Linked DNA regions of Mus musculus: region 2 is linked to region 1. Evidence: chromatin loops called from intact Hi-C (ENCODE). Cell type or tissue: heart. All regions are shown on one strand. Links, peaks and the distances in the headings refer to the core of each region. The heading gives the core; the rest is flanking DNA.

Region 1 (7,251 bases), core at 1,550-6,549:
CTGAAGGTCCTGAGTTCAAATCCCAGCAAGCACATGGTGGCTCACAACCATCTGTAATGGAGATCTGATGCCCTCTTCTGGGGTGTCTGATGTCAGCTACACTGTACTTAGATATAATAATAAATAAATCTTTAAAGAGAGAGAGGGAGAGAGAGAGAGAGAGAGAGAGAGAGAGAGAGAGAAAGTAAGTAATCAGGACAGGGAGGAGGCTGGGACCTCCTTATTACTCCAGCCTAGGCATGGTTGCCAGCCTCTAGCCTGGGAAAACTGCCCATCAGAAAGCAAAGATCTCTCTCTACCTAAGGAATGAGAGAAGAAAGAATCATGAAGATTCCTGGGACACCAATCACACAGGTAGAACTGAACTCTAAGTTCAGCTCCAAGCTAAGAGATCTTCTCTTCACAACGGTGAACAGAAAGGATGGTGTGGAGAGAGTGCTGTTGGCCTGGAGAAGTCCAGAGTCATTGTAGAGGCATCATGGGAAAGCTAGGGCCTAAGCTACCTTGCCAAAGGTGTCCATAAAACTCAGACAAAGCAGCTTGGCTAAACTTTATGCTCCTAGCCCTCCAAAATACCCATAGTCCTACTCTTAAGATACCTGTGAATGTGACCCGTTTTGGAAGTTGAGTCGACATAATTATCTCAAGTTTACATCATTGTGTATTTAGGGTGGATTGTAAACCCAATGACTAATTGGTGTTTTTCCTGCCTCAGTGTTGGGTCTAAGACCTAGGGCCTTGTGCGTGTTAGAACAACTCTTTACATCCCCAGCCCCGGGATCATTATAGTGAAAGGTCATGAAGACAGAGAGGCACCGGGCAGGAGTCCCAGGAGGAGTGAGACAGAGGTCAGAGCCAAGGGGTAGCACCACCAAAGGATGGAAGAACCAAGGACCCTTCAGGGCCAGTTGGCCCTGTGATGTCTTGATTCTGGACTTCTGGTTTCCAGTATGAGAAAATACAATTTGGTTTAAGTCACCCAGTTAAAGCTAATTCATTACAGCAGCCTAGAAAAGTCACGGCCAAAGGCAGAAAGAGGGTGATGGAGGGGAAGGAGGGCCCAGCACACAGCCCGGTTCCTGTCTAGGAAGGATAAAGATGACCAAAATATATATGTTCCCTTGCCTAATGAGAGCTACTGCCACTAAGGGCCACTGCTCCATCAGAGACACTCAAAGTCAGGAACAGCAGGCAGGAGCCATTCTCCCAAAACCCGAAGAACAGCCTACAGCTAGACATGGTGACATGCAGTGTAGCCCCTCTCTTAGGAAGCAGAAGGAGGAGGAGCATAAGCTGACACCAACCTGAACACAAAGTGAGACTCTGACCCCACAAACAAAACTAAAGGAAAAAATGGGAAAAGCTGACCTTGACTGGCAGTTCCTAAAAAGCAAAACTTAACCCTGCAATCACCCCATGAGCCAGAAATTAATGCTCTATTTTTTTTTTCTTTTGTCAGTGCCAGGGTTTGAACTTAGGGCCTCACAAATGCTGGGCGAGCCCTCTGCTACTGAACTGTACCCCAAGCCAAGTGGGTGAACCTCGCTGGCATTGCTTTGTTTTGGGGGTTGGGGTTCATTTTTTATTTCATCCACTGTTGTTGTTTTAAGACAGGATCTCACCATGTAACTCTGACTACCCGGAACTCAATATGTGGTCCACGTTAGCCTTGAACTCACAGAGATCCTCCTGCCTTTCCTGAGTCCTGGGATTAACCTCGACTCCTGGTTTTGTTTCTGAGACAAAGTCTGGATATGTAGCCTAGGCTGGCCCGAACTTACAAACCTCCTGCCACCCCCAGCTTGCCATGGGATTAGTCTGTTCAACTCGGTCCAAATCAATGGATACAGTTTATCCACTGAAAACTTTACCAGAGCGCACAAATGGTGCATCAGCATCTCAGAAACTGTACCAAAAAGAAAAGGAAAAAAAAAGAGCAAATACGTAATGGGAAAAAAGACGGATTGCAGGTTGATATTGGGAGTGGAAAGGGGTGAGAAATGGCTGCCTCACGTATACAGTTTCTGCTTGAGGTGATGAAAAGTGACAGAAATGGATGGGGGTGGGGGTGGGTGATATACAACCCCTGTGAGTGTAATTAACACTGCCAAACCATGTGCTAAAAATAGTCAAGACGGAGGGCTTTACATTATGGTGCAAGTTTGCTCCCTCTTGCCTCAGCCCCCACTCTCTGGGTTTTTAAGCTGCCTTTTCCTTAAGTTATTTTTCTTTTTTATGCCTATGAGTGTGTGTACATGTGTGTGTGCCGTGTACATGTGTGTGCCATGTGTGTACGTGTGTGTCACATGTGTGTACATGTGTGTGTGCCATGTACATGTGTGTGTGCCGTGTGTGTACATGTGTGTGTCACATGTGTGTACGTGTGTGTGCCGTGTACATGTGTGTGTGCCGTGTACATGTGTGTGTGCCGTGTGTGTACATGTGTGTGTCACATGTGTGTACATGTGTGTGTGCCGTGTGTGTGTGTGTGTGCCATGTGTGTGCCGTGTACATGTGAGTGCCCATGGCGGCCAATAGAGGCTGCTGGATTTCCTGAAGCTTCAGTTGTAAACCAGCTGACATGGGCATCCTCTGCAAGAGCAGCAAGTGCTCTTGACCACTGAGCCATCGTCCCAGGCCCAGTTTCTTAAGAAAACAATGGAGGCAAGTTGGGGTGAGGATGTGAGACTAGAATAACGCAGAGGCCAGAAGCCGGATGTCTTCCGATAGATAGAGGAGATAGGATAAATTCATTGAATCCTTGTTTTACAGCTGGATACGATGTAGGCTTACAGCCGGGCATGGTGGCGCACGCCTTTAATCCCAGCACTTGGGAGGCAGAGGCAGGTGGATTTCTGAGTTCGAGGCCAGCCTGGTCTACAAAGTGAGTTCCAGGACAGCCAGGGCTATACAAAGAAACCCTGTCTCGAAAAACCAAAAAATAAAAATAAAAAAAAATTTTTAAAAAGAGATGTAGGCTACAAGTGATGACCTAAAAGCTCAGGAGTGAAACAGCTTGTTCAAGGTTATACTGTTGGAAAAAAAAAAACAGGGCCTGGCCTCTGAGGTCACACTATCATAAGTGGAATCCATCTTCAAAGCTACCGTCACAGACCACTAACAGTAAGGAAGCAGGAAGATTAAAGGCTGCTGCAAGCCAGGTGGTGATGGGGCCTACCTTTAATCCCAGCACTCAGGAGGCAGAGACAGACAGATCTCTGTGAGCTCAAGGTTGGGGGGGTGGGGCCGCTGGAGAGATGGCTCAGTGGTTAAGAGCACTGACTGCTTTTCCCGAGGTCCTGAATTCAATTCCCAGCAAACACATGGTGACTCACAACCATCAATAATGGGAGCCAATGTCCTCTTCTGGTGTGTCTGAAGACAGCTACAGTGTGTACTCATACACATTAAAAAAAAAAATCTGGCTGCAGAGTTGGGGTATATCTCAGTGGTAGAGGGAGTACCCAGTATACTGGCTAAGCTTTCAGCAGCCAGGAGGGGAAGGAAAAGGGACCAGACCCAACTACATCTGAGTAATATAACCATCGCTATGTACAGTGCCTCAGTCAGAGAGCCCAGGACCAGAATCAGAGGGCGGAGGCCTCACACTCTCCTGCCCAACCTCACACACATTAGCTTCTCGGTGTCTGTTCGATGGGTAAAACAAAGGCAGAAAAGGTCTCTTCCTCAAGCCAAGCCAGCTTGCCCAGGACACCCATCTTGCTCACAAGCACAAAAGGGCAAATCCGTGCGACCCTCTTAGCAGGAACTGGGAGAACCATCCCAGGAGAAGTTCCAGACAGCTGCAAAAACAGTCGCCTGTCCCAAACCTTTCATCATCAGAAGCTCCCAGCTGGTGTCAAATGATCTGGCCCATGGGCTGGGGAGGCCAGGCAGCTGGCTGAGCAGGGTCACAAGTACGTGTCCCGGCAGGTGTACACCAACGGCCTGAGGAGGTAGGGACATGTCTGTCAGGTTACAACTCGGGAGGTTTTCGGTTGGATGATCAGATGGCTTCGAGGGCTGCTTCTGAGACAGGCTCCCACTATGTAACCCAGATTGGCCTTGAACCTAACATCTCCCCCACCTCAAGCCTCCAGAGTGCTGGGTTACAGTCATGCCACACACTATCTCCTTTCCTTCCCATGCTTGTTCTAAACTCAAGTCATAGTCATTATGGCTCGCCCTCCACGCTCCACGGGCTTTTGATAAAAGCAGAGTGTCCACTGTCACCGAGTTACACAGAACAGTTTCAATACTCTGAAAGTTCCTGTCAGTCCACCTTGTAACTGAACCTTTGGCTACTTTGTGGGTTCTTTTTTTCTTCCACCCTTCTCCACCCCCTAACACTAAATAGTAGAGAAAAAAGCATAGAGGGGAAAGGGGGCGATGTTATCATTAGACTACTTCCTGCTGATTAGGGGTGTCAAGTTCTTGGGGCATGTTTGATCTTCACCCACCATCAGAATATCTAATTTCTTCTTCTCATCTCAACAAACTGTGTAACAAACGACATCTAACCACCAGCTGTCCAAAACAACCCCTTCTATCTATCTATCCATCCATCCAAACATCACACACTCGCAGAAACTATCTGCAGCTGACAAAACCATGCCTCTGCTAGAGCACGAGGCAAATCAGAGTCAGCTGCTGTGGACAATCTGAAGCAGCCCCATATCCCACACCTGGGATTAAAATGCAGACACATTCTTACAATATTTCTGTGTCTTTAAAGAACAAAAAAATTTCACTATCTTCTGCCTTCTTCCTTCTCCCCTTTCTAGAGGAGCCTCATTTTTTCAGATACAAATATGAAATTAGAGGATTCCCTGGCTTGTCTAAGACTCAGGACACAAGAGGCAAAGCCTGTTCTACACAGCAAGTTTCAGGCCAGGCGGGGTTTCAGAATGAAACTCTCTCAAACAAGCAAATAAATAATGCTGTCTTATGAAGATGGCATGCCCGGTGCACCCATGAGTACACTGGTTACCTCACAACACCTGTACAAGGTCTAGCCAGCGTGGGTAGTGAACAGTGGGCAGAAGTAATTGGACTCAATGGGTTATAAAATTAAAAACAACAATAATAAAAAAAATTTTTTTAAGAGGGGCGCTCAGGTAAGCTTGAAACAAGGTCCCAAATCCTCTCTGTCCCCATCCCTCGTGTGTCTCACATGCTCAGCGCATGGCAGAACTCTCCCTTCTTAGCCCTTTGCCAGCATCGGCCAAACCCACACGCGCATGCGCACAGCTCACCATGAGGCTCCGCTGTACGTTCTCCAGCAATGTCTGAACCTCCTGTAGATACTTCCAGGACGGGTGGCCCTCGAGAAGTACATCCATCACAGACTCAGTGGCATTGAGACTCACCAAGACCCACAGGTACCGAAGCTCTCGCTCACTCACGTGAGCCTTCTGCTGCAGGGACAGGAGACATCAGTGACGCACAAGCGTAGGCCTCTGGGCACTGACCACTCCCCTACCCCCATGCATTTGCCACTGCCTGGGACCCATCACAGTCACCCACGGCTGCCAGCAGACAACCTTGGGCCTAGGTTAGTGGCAGGCTTTGCTTGAGTGGCTAGGGAAAGGCCAATGGGACAACCTGCCAAGACCCACAAGCTTCTAAGTGACTTGTGGCAGGCAGCGGCTCCCCACCCCGGGAAGGGTCCTCACCAGCCTTGTGATGTTGGCCACTCTGAGTACCCCCTCATAAGGCACAGCAATCCTGTAGTTGATGGGGAAGTAATGTTTCTGAAGAGGAACAAGAACAAACCATAAGCTATGAGGCAGAAACTGTTTAGACGGGACCCCCAAGAGAGGAACGCAGCCTAGCAGCGTTGACAACAGACAGGTCCTCTACTGAGAGGTCAGATCTGGACAACTGGGCTAAAAGACAGCTCTCTTTTCCCCTCGGACAAAGGAGGTGGGGGTGGGGGGTGTGAGATCAGATACACAAGTCCTGTAAGGGCTGAAGTTTCAGGCCCAGGGGAGGAACCCAGGATTTTCAGGAGACATGGTACTTTGGAAGTGAAAAATATGGTTCATCTGACACTTACAAAGGTAACCTTCGCACAGCCTGTGAACATACTACACATCAGTGAGTCTAGAATCTGACACCTTATTATTTATTGTTATTATTAATAGTGTGGACATGACTCTCAGCACTGATGTGGAGGTCAAAGATTAACTTTCAGGAGTTGGTTCTCTCCTTCCGCCTTGATGTGGGTTCTGGGAATTGGACTCAGGCCATCAGTCCTGGGTACCAGGTGTGCCTTTTACTCAGAGCCGTCCCACCAGCCCCATGGGGTTCGCTCTCAGTTAGTGGGTTGTATGGTATGAGTTACTTCTCAATGGAGATAGTCTCAGAGATAGTCCTATAGAGCTGGGCCTGTGCTTGCAACCCTAGCACGGGGAGGCAGACGCTCTCCAGGTTACCATGTACTGAAGCCGGTTCTTGTACTGCAGCTTGCCCCGAAGGTAGCCTGTAAGGTCACACTCCTTATCTTGGGTCAGAGTCCATATCTCCAAATTCTCGTTTCCCAAAGCCACGTCAAGTAGGATCCCAAGACCTGTGGGACACACCCAACAAGAGCGGATGAGCGCTGGGCACTGTGTCTGCGCACTACCTGGTGTGCGTAGCTGAATCAACCACCATCCATCATCAAGCCTGACAAGTACTGAGGGGAAAGGCAGGTGCATGCAGAGCCCTAAGGAGGACTTGTCACCTGGAGTAGCAAGTACACCCCCACACACACACCATGGTCAGAGTCCCCAGGGTATGGTCTCCCGTCTCCCCTAGCTCCTGATTTTGGGTAAGTACATCGTCCAGGTTCCAAGGCACCCCTCAGCCCTTTGTCTGGAGTGATGAGTTTTCAAAGCTCGATTTTTCTCCATTAGATGTAGCAACAGGTCTTACAAGCAAGCTTCTGCCAGTCTGATGGCTCTGGGATGCTAAACAGACCCCCTACACCAGCAGAACAGACAATAATGCGAAGTCTTTTGAAACAGTACCAGGAATTACCACTAGGTGTCACTGTGACCTCAAAAACAGCTCTTGGGAGCTGTCCCCTTGACTGGAAAAAAATATTTTGAGAATTTACAATAAATATGAATAGGGAGTGGATGAAAGAAACACAAAAGAGCAAGAGATACCCAAAGGACCAATCTGCAATTAGCTGCAGTCTGAAATCAGAGAAATGGATCTACATGCAAAGCCGACCAGGGACAAGGAAACGAAGAAGGTTTTTAT
Region 2 (7,251 bases), core at 1,538-6,537, 330 kb after region 1:
TTCCTCATGGGTCACCTTAGCACCTGTGGCCCAGTTAGGGATTCAGGGAGCTGGATGTGGCAGGTAGGCCAGTTAGGAAACAAGAGATGACTTTGTATCAATCCCTCTGAGCAGGGTCACACATCCAGTAAGGAGAATTCATGAACAAGTCCTGCTCAGCTTGGCCAGAATCTACTCTATCTTCTTCCTTTCATCCTCTGTCTCCCAATGCAGACCAAGAAGTAAAGACATTGTGGGTGGCTGGGTCCATATCTCATCCTAACTGAAAGTCATCCATCCACCCCTCCCACCTTCAGCCCCAGCCTTCCTGCCCTCTCACCCACCCCCACCCCCGCACCCAGCTATCACCCAGTCTATGATGAGGGGCTTACCCAGGGGAGTAGGCACAGACAAAGGCTTCCATGGCTTCCTGGTCCACAAAGCATGGCTGCCGCCCACAGCCCAGCTGGCTGGAGGTAGCCCACACAAGCTGCAGAGAACGCAAGGCTCAGAAACCCTTTCAGATGGCTTTTACTCCATTCTGGGGGATCACAGCACAGGCAGTGCACACTTGGAGAAAGTTTGGCTTCAACTAGGCAGACAGATGGCTCCCTTACCTGCCCAGGGCCCTTGGAGCAGTGGCTATGCTACTAAGTGTTGAAAGGAGAAATGATTATGGATAGGTGGAAATAGTGACAAAAGAAAGACTTAGCTATCAAGGGTCTTGTGAAAGATTGTGAAAATGACCACAAGCCTCTTCATATATATATATATATATGTGTGTGTGCATATATATATATATATATATGTATATATATATATATATATATATATATATATATATATATAGAGAGAGAGAGAGAGAGAGAGAGAGAGAGAGGCATACAGGCAGACAAGCAAAGAGAGAGAGAGAGGGAAAGGGAGGGAGGGAGGGAGAAGGAGAGGGAGAGGGAGAGAGAGAGGGAGAAGAAAGGGAGAGGGAGAAGAGAGAGAGAAGGTCTCACTATGCAGGATGCAGCACTGGCCAGGAAATCACAATGTATAGCAACAGGTTGGCTTCAAACTCATAGAGTTCCATTTGTCTCTGCCTCCTAGATGTTGGAATCAAAGGTATGTTCCACCATGCTCAATTTATAGACTGGTCTTTTATGCTGGAGATTGAATCCAGGGCCTGGTACATACTAGGCAAGCTCTACCATTGAGCTACATCCTCCCAGGCCACTAGTCCATGCCTTTTTTAAAAAATAGTTATTGTTTAGGCAGGCCTCAAGCTCCCTCGAGTACCCAAGGATGACACAGAACTCCTGATCCCTCAGCCTCTAGCTCCTGAGTAGGTCATTTTGAGCCTGGACCTCAGGCATGCAACATGTCTTGCTTTTTGAAATATACATGTTAGTTTTATAATTTTAGAGCTACAGGTATAGTTCAGTTGTAAAGTATTTTCCTATCATGTGCGAGACTCTAGTTTGGATCACTAGCATTGCACAGACACAGAACTGGAGCTAGAGAGATAGATGCCTCCACGGTTAAGAGCACTGACTTCCTCTTCCAGAGGACCTGGGTTCAATTTCTAGCACCCACGTGGTAGCTCACAATTGTCTGTAACGCCAATATCTGACACCCTCACATAGACATACAGGCAGGCAAAACACCAATGCACATAAAATAAAAATGAATTTAAAATATACAAAATTAAAGGATGAGAGATAGAGGAGAGATGATAGAATATATTTAAGGCAATAAATTAATTAAAAAATAATTACATATTTCAAAACAAATGACCCAGAACCACCATTGAAAATAACAACAACAATGAAAACAACAATAACAACAACAACAAACCCAACAATAAAACCATCCTTAAGTCACATAGAAATTTGTAGGATGTAGCTGGGCACGGTGGCACACTCCTGTAGTCACATCACTTGGAAGCTGGAGACAAAAGGTTCACCAGTACAAGGTCACCCTGTGCTATAAGGTAAGCTCAAGCCCGGCTTGGTCTGCCTAAGATAATACACAGCAAGGAGTTGGATTTGGGGAGCTATCTCGTCAGATAAAGATACCTGTTTCTAATTCTGTGGGCTCCCCACCCCCAGTTCAATTCCGCAGCCCAACATGGTAGAAAAAAAGGCAATCTCTATATGTTGTCCTTTGAGCTTCAGATGTACTCCGTGTATGTGGGTGCGCGCGCACACGTGCACACACACACAGCATCAATACAAGTGAAAATATTATAAAAACAAACAAACCACAAAACAATAGGCCAGAAAGATGGCTCGCAGGTTAAAAAGGACCAACTGCACAAAACCAACAGAGTTTAAACTCTGGGACCTGTGCAAGAAGCCAGAGGACCAACTTCCCCAAATTGACCTCTGACCTCTGCATGTGTGTGGAAGCGCACACACACACACACACACTAAAAAAAAAATAGATGAGGTGCTGGGCGTGGTGGCACATGCCTTTAAACCAAGCACTCGGGTGGCAGAGACAGGCGGATTTCTGAGTTCGAGGCCAGTCTGGTCTACAAAGTGAGTTCCAGGACAGCCAGGGCTACACAAAGAAACCCGGTCTTGAAAAAAAAAAGATGAAATATTGAATTAATTAGTATTATGAAACAAAACAAAAGTAGTCTATTTACATAGTTACACACACAAATACAGAATGGAATAAGGCTCAATAAATTTAGGGAAAGATTATAACATCATAAATTACTCCAGGAAATAGGAAATGAGACAAAGAGTCTTCCTCACTTCATGGGTCAACTTCACTATCATTATATTTATACTAAAGGTGTAAAAAAAAATTTGAGAATTTTGCTTGTGTTATCCAGTGTTGTATTGCCACTAAACAGTGTCAGGTATGTTAAAAACACTCAATAAGTGTTCATGATTGTTGAATGGAGGAGAAAACGAAGAGAACTTTCTTGAGAATGATGCACCTGAACTTGAGAAAGAGGTTCATCTGGGGAGGAACAGCAGGAAAAAAAGGAGGCACAGTGCTCTGGTGTGGTAACATCTAAATCTAGACAGTGTCCTTTTAAGGATAAAGTGCAGCCTCTTGTAAGGTGACTGGGGAGACCATGCCCTCCCCTAGCCTTATCTGAAATATACTCACTTGTGTGTAGTGGGCACAGGTGGCATTGTGGGCACACTCAGCATCCCCATGTCTGTACTGCAGCCCTTCAGCAAACCAGAGGTTGACCACTTCGACAAAGGATGCTGAGCCCATGGGCATTAGCTGCACATTCCAGCCCACATGTGAGTTGTGCCCTGGGGTAGATGCCAGGTTTGGGGTGACTGAAGTGACACAAAGGGCTGCCCTGGCTTCAGCTAGCTGAGCCAGGCTCTCGCTCCAGTCCTGGGAGTGGCAAAAACAGACATCCTCAGATGATACATTCGCTTGCTCCCCCGCCAGTTGCTGTGAGACAAAAGCAACGCAGGGGAGCAAGGGCTCATTTGGCTCAACAATTCCAGTCCAGCACTGCAGGGACATCAAGGTAGCAGGGACTTGAAGCTGCTCGTTCCACCCACAGTCAAGGGCACGGAGAGAATGAAGGCATGCATGCTTATACGTAGCTCACTTTTCCCTGGTTCTACAGTTCAGGACTCTTCAGGGAGTGGTGGCACCCAGTTTTCTCTATGCAGTCCTGGCTGTCTTGTAATTCAATATGTAGACTTGGCTGGCCTAAAACTCACAGAGATCTGTCTGCCTTTGCCTCCCAAGTGTTGGGGTTAAAGGCATGTGCTACTATGCCTGGCCAGTCCCACCCCTTTTTAAACTAGGTCTTCTGACCTTAATAATCTGTGGACAGATGTGTCCACTGTCCAACCTAATCTAGACTATTATTGTCCAGTGAGATTCCTTTTCCAGGTGATTCTGGTCACGTTGGCATGATCAAAACTAACCACTCACTACAACTGGCCTTTGGACAGCACGGAAGTAAATGGGCATTGAGCCATTTCTCTATTGTCTGTGAGTGTCCAGGGGGTGCCAGGTCACATAGAGTAAAGAGTCATGCTTGCCTGCCTCATGATCAGAGCAGTGTTGCTCACGGCACAGAGCCACAGAAGGTTCACACAAGATCTAGAGCTTCCCGAGAGAGGTCAGGAAAAGAGAACTGCCTTGCAATACACACTTTTGACCTCGCCTAGGAAATAGCATTAGTCCAGGCAAGGGGATGGACTTCTGATATCATGTTCCATGTCTAATAATCTGAGCCTAGATGGTGCCCAGACCTGCAGGCTGGCTCGGCTGTGTTTTCCTTTAAGAGCCTGCCCTAGCCACAGTCAGAAGAACTCTGCTGCTCCCATCTGGCCAGATGTGATTTTTCCAGGCCCATTTGAGCAACGGTCCCCAAGAAAGGAACACACTACCAGTCAGCTAATCATAGCATCTACCTCCAGGCTGCAGAGTTCTGCTAGGTATTGCCGCTTGGAAAATCCTGGCTGCTCTGGACTTGGGCACCGGGAGGCAGAGCAGGGCAGGGGACAGAAGCAGACCCTCCCCCACCTCCTGGGAAACTGACCCTTGAGCTCTCAAGGTCGCCACCCACTGTGGCTGTCCACCTCTGAGAACTTTATGGGAGGCAGCCATGGGGAACCTTGCCCTCCCTTACCGATCCCACCCTGTTCCCAGGCCTGTTCACGTGGGCTGGGGCTAGGGGTGGCAGGGGCCTCCCAGAATATGCAGGCAGCATGTCTAAAGCTCCAGGATGATCAACTCCAACCAACCCTGCTGCAGGCTCCATCATGGAGGCTCTAAAGGGCAAGTCAGTGAATGAGTAAGGAACTTTTGAGAGGTCTTCCAGTATTTGCTAGATAAATCCTGGTCCCAAACCAATCCCCGCAAAACCCAGCGAGATTCTTCTCCCTCTCTGTCCTTCACCTCTCCCTTTCTGCTGAATTCCTTTGTGGAGCTCCTTTTCCGGGAGTGGGGAACCCTGGCTCCATCCATATCTGTTGATCTCCGTGGCGACAGGATGCCAGGAAAGGCAGGATTGTCTTCAATGCAACTGTGAGTTGCTGAGGGCCCTGACTTCCTAAACAAATGGCTTTCCCTGAAGGAAGAAGGCACATATCTCTGCAGCATCCAATGCCATGGTACCCCTGGTGAAAGGGCCTCTGGCACTGGCAAGGCCTCCTGAGATCACTCTGGGGCTCAGTCCCTCTGGCAGCCCTCTTGACACAGGGCAGTTGGGTCTACTCACCATTCTCTGCATGTTGGCTGCAGGAGGGTGGACCCGGCTGCGCAGTCGGTTGTGTGCGGTGAGGATTAAGAAACTCTCCTTCCTGCTCAGGGCTGGAGGCCAGGAGAGAAGGTTAGGCCGATGACCAGAGGCTCCTGGGACATCGCCATAGCCAGCTGAGGGTGACCCCACCCCAGGAACACAGATCTGAGATGAGGAGGGGCAGTGGTAGCTGTGTAGGAGAGAACTCCCATTATAGAGATGGAGGGAGGCCAGGAGAGAGATAGGAAGATGGGTGAGGATGGGCAAAGTGTAGAACAATGGCATAAGTGACTGGCTTAGGTGTGGGAAGATGATGGGGGTGGAGGGGTTCGGGGTAATGAATGACTCAGCCCTGGACTAGAAGCAGGCCTTTCTACCGATGTGTTTCTTTTGAGGTTTTAGCTGCAGGCTCTAACCGGTATCTTTCCTTAACATCCACCCTGGACCCATCTGCTTCATTCTTCTTCCTTCCCAGTATCCTTCCATCCTCCCCACCATCATCCTAATGCCCCCCCCCCATCATATCACATCAGCATAACACAGGGCTCAGTCCTGGGTACCTGACTTCTAGAAATCCCTCGCTACCCTCTCTCAGGCTCACAACAGCATCTCTACTTCCGTCTTTGCCCAGGTGTTCCTTACCTTGCAGAGTGGGATCTTGCTTTGGCTGGGGTGGTTGAACCTCTGTCCATGTGATGCCAAGGAGAGACAGGAGCAGAAGCAAGAGACCGAGCCATCGGCTCTGGCTTCCCAGCCACAGGGAGGGCTCCGGCTGAATCATTGGCCTGCCGGATGCTGCAGACATGGCTTCTCTCAGCTGTCCAGCTAGCCTCCCCGTGTTCATGAAGCTATTCACAAGTCTCGGAGTCAGGCTAAGCTGCCAGTCAAAAGGAGGAGGCTAGTGAATCATCACTGTCTCCAAACCAGCCTCCCCTCCTTGGTGCACTGACTTCAAAAGAGACATAGAACCCTTCTTCTAAACGCCTCCTTCCTCCAGCCTCAGTGTCTGGCCAGCCCGCTCCGCAAGAAAAAGCAGGGCAGTGTGCACTGACCTGTGGCCCCTGCTAATCATTGTAGGATTATTAGCACCCTCAGGGAGCCCCCAAAGACCCTGCTGATTGGCCTACAGACATTCCAGGGCTGTGGGATTAGCGACTAATGACTGTACCCTGGCAGGGACAGTGTCCTCCAAGCCCATGGACAGCTTCCACTCCTCAGCCCCAGTCATGGGGAGGAGGCTGGGACTTTGGCAGTGGGCCAGTAAAGCAGGCAGGACCTGGGCAGGACCCCAGGGGAGTTCTCTCCTTTCTTAGGAAGCTCATCCCAACCCCCCTAGCCATGAATTAAACATAAAGCAGGAAGTAACTATTCGCCAGACAGATGCCACCAGACGGGATCACAGAGGAACTCGCTGGGGACTGCACCTTCAGGGAGAAAGGTGTGCCTTTTATGTCAGGGCAGTGTGAGAGGATGAGGCTAGTCCCAGGATCCATCATGCTTACCCATGTGACTTTGGGCTAAGATGGGGGCAGGCAGACAAAGAGGAGGGCATGTGATGGATGCCCTTGGCTGACTTAAGTCCTGCGGTGAACAAGCCTGCCTCTAGACAAACAGTGGAACAGGAAGGCGGCAACTTGCCATGGTATTTAGGGCCTAGCTGAAGCCTGCGTGATCCTATCAGGATCACTGAGTATCTAGTACAGCCAAATCAAAAAAGGTTGACATGTAGACCATAGTCAAATGACCAGGGAGGGTACTCGGCCATTCTAGAGCACAGCCTTACAAGCTAATACTTTGTCCTTCTGAAGTTGGTGTGGTCCCTGACCCTAGAGTCAGTGCTATCTCAGATGTCACCTCTTTGGAGATTCTGCTAGGGCACAGGTGGGCTACATGGACTTCTGGAGAAACGCTGATGGGATATGAATGTCATCATGGATGTCAGGCAGTGGGGACAAGGCCAGGCAGCAAGTGTACAGTGTTGTACAATACCCAGAGTCTCAGGATCCTCTGTCTCGAATAGATGGCCTGAGCGCACCACAGTGGGT

Evidence for each region. A loop is a pair of places that touch in the nucleus more often than their neighbours do. Peaks named below come from ENCODE experiments on the same cell type or tissue, not always from the same donor. Only the 100,000 strongest peaks of a DNase experiment are listed, where the experiment ranks them.
Region 2: a loop joins it to region 1, with 4 times the contacts of the local background. A loop is called at or near these places in 8 of 42 quality-filtered maps.

Annotation. Positions count from the first base shown.
Region 1 is chr8:110,742,988-110,750,238 of GRCm38, forward strand. Il34 (interleukin 34) reads right to left here. Exons shown (of 7, transcript NM_001135100.2): 3 at 6,438-6,571; 4 at 5,676-5,753; 5 at 5,256-5,417. Among named protein-coding and RNA genes, the nearest start is that of Gm15894, 9.0 kb to the right of the region's middle. In heart, for the core only: no CTCF peak of the experiment used is centred there; no DNase peak of the experiment used is centred there.
Region 2 is chr8:111,075,655-111,082,905 of GRCm38, forward strand. It overlaps Clec18a (C-type lectin domain family 18, member A), which reads right to left and starts at 6,054. Exons shown (of 12, transcript NM_181549.3): 1 at 5,849-6,054; 2 at 5,186-5,277; 3 at 3,094-3,336; 4 at 372-469. The coding sequence starts at 5,987. In heart, for the core only: a CTCF peak has its summit at 4,289; no DNase peak of the experiment used is centred there; H3K27me3 peaks cover 616 bases.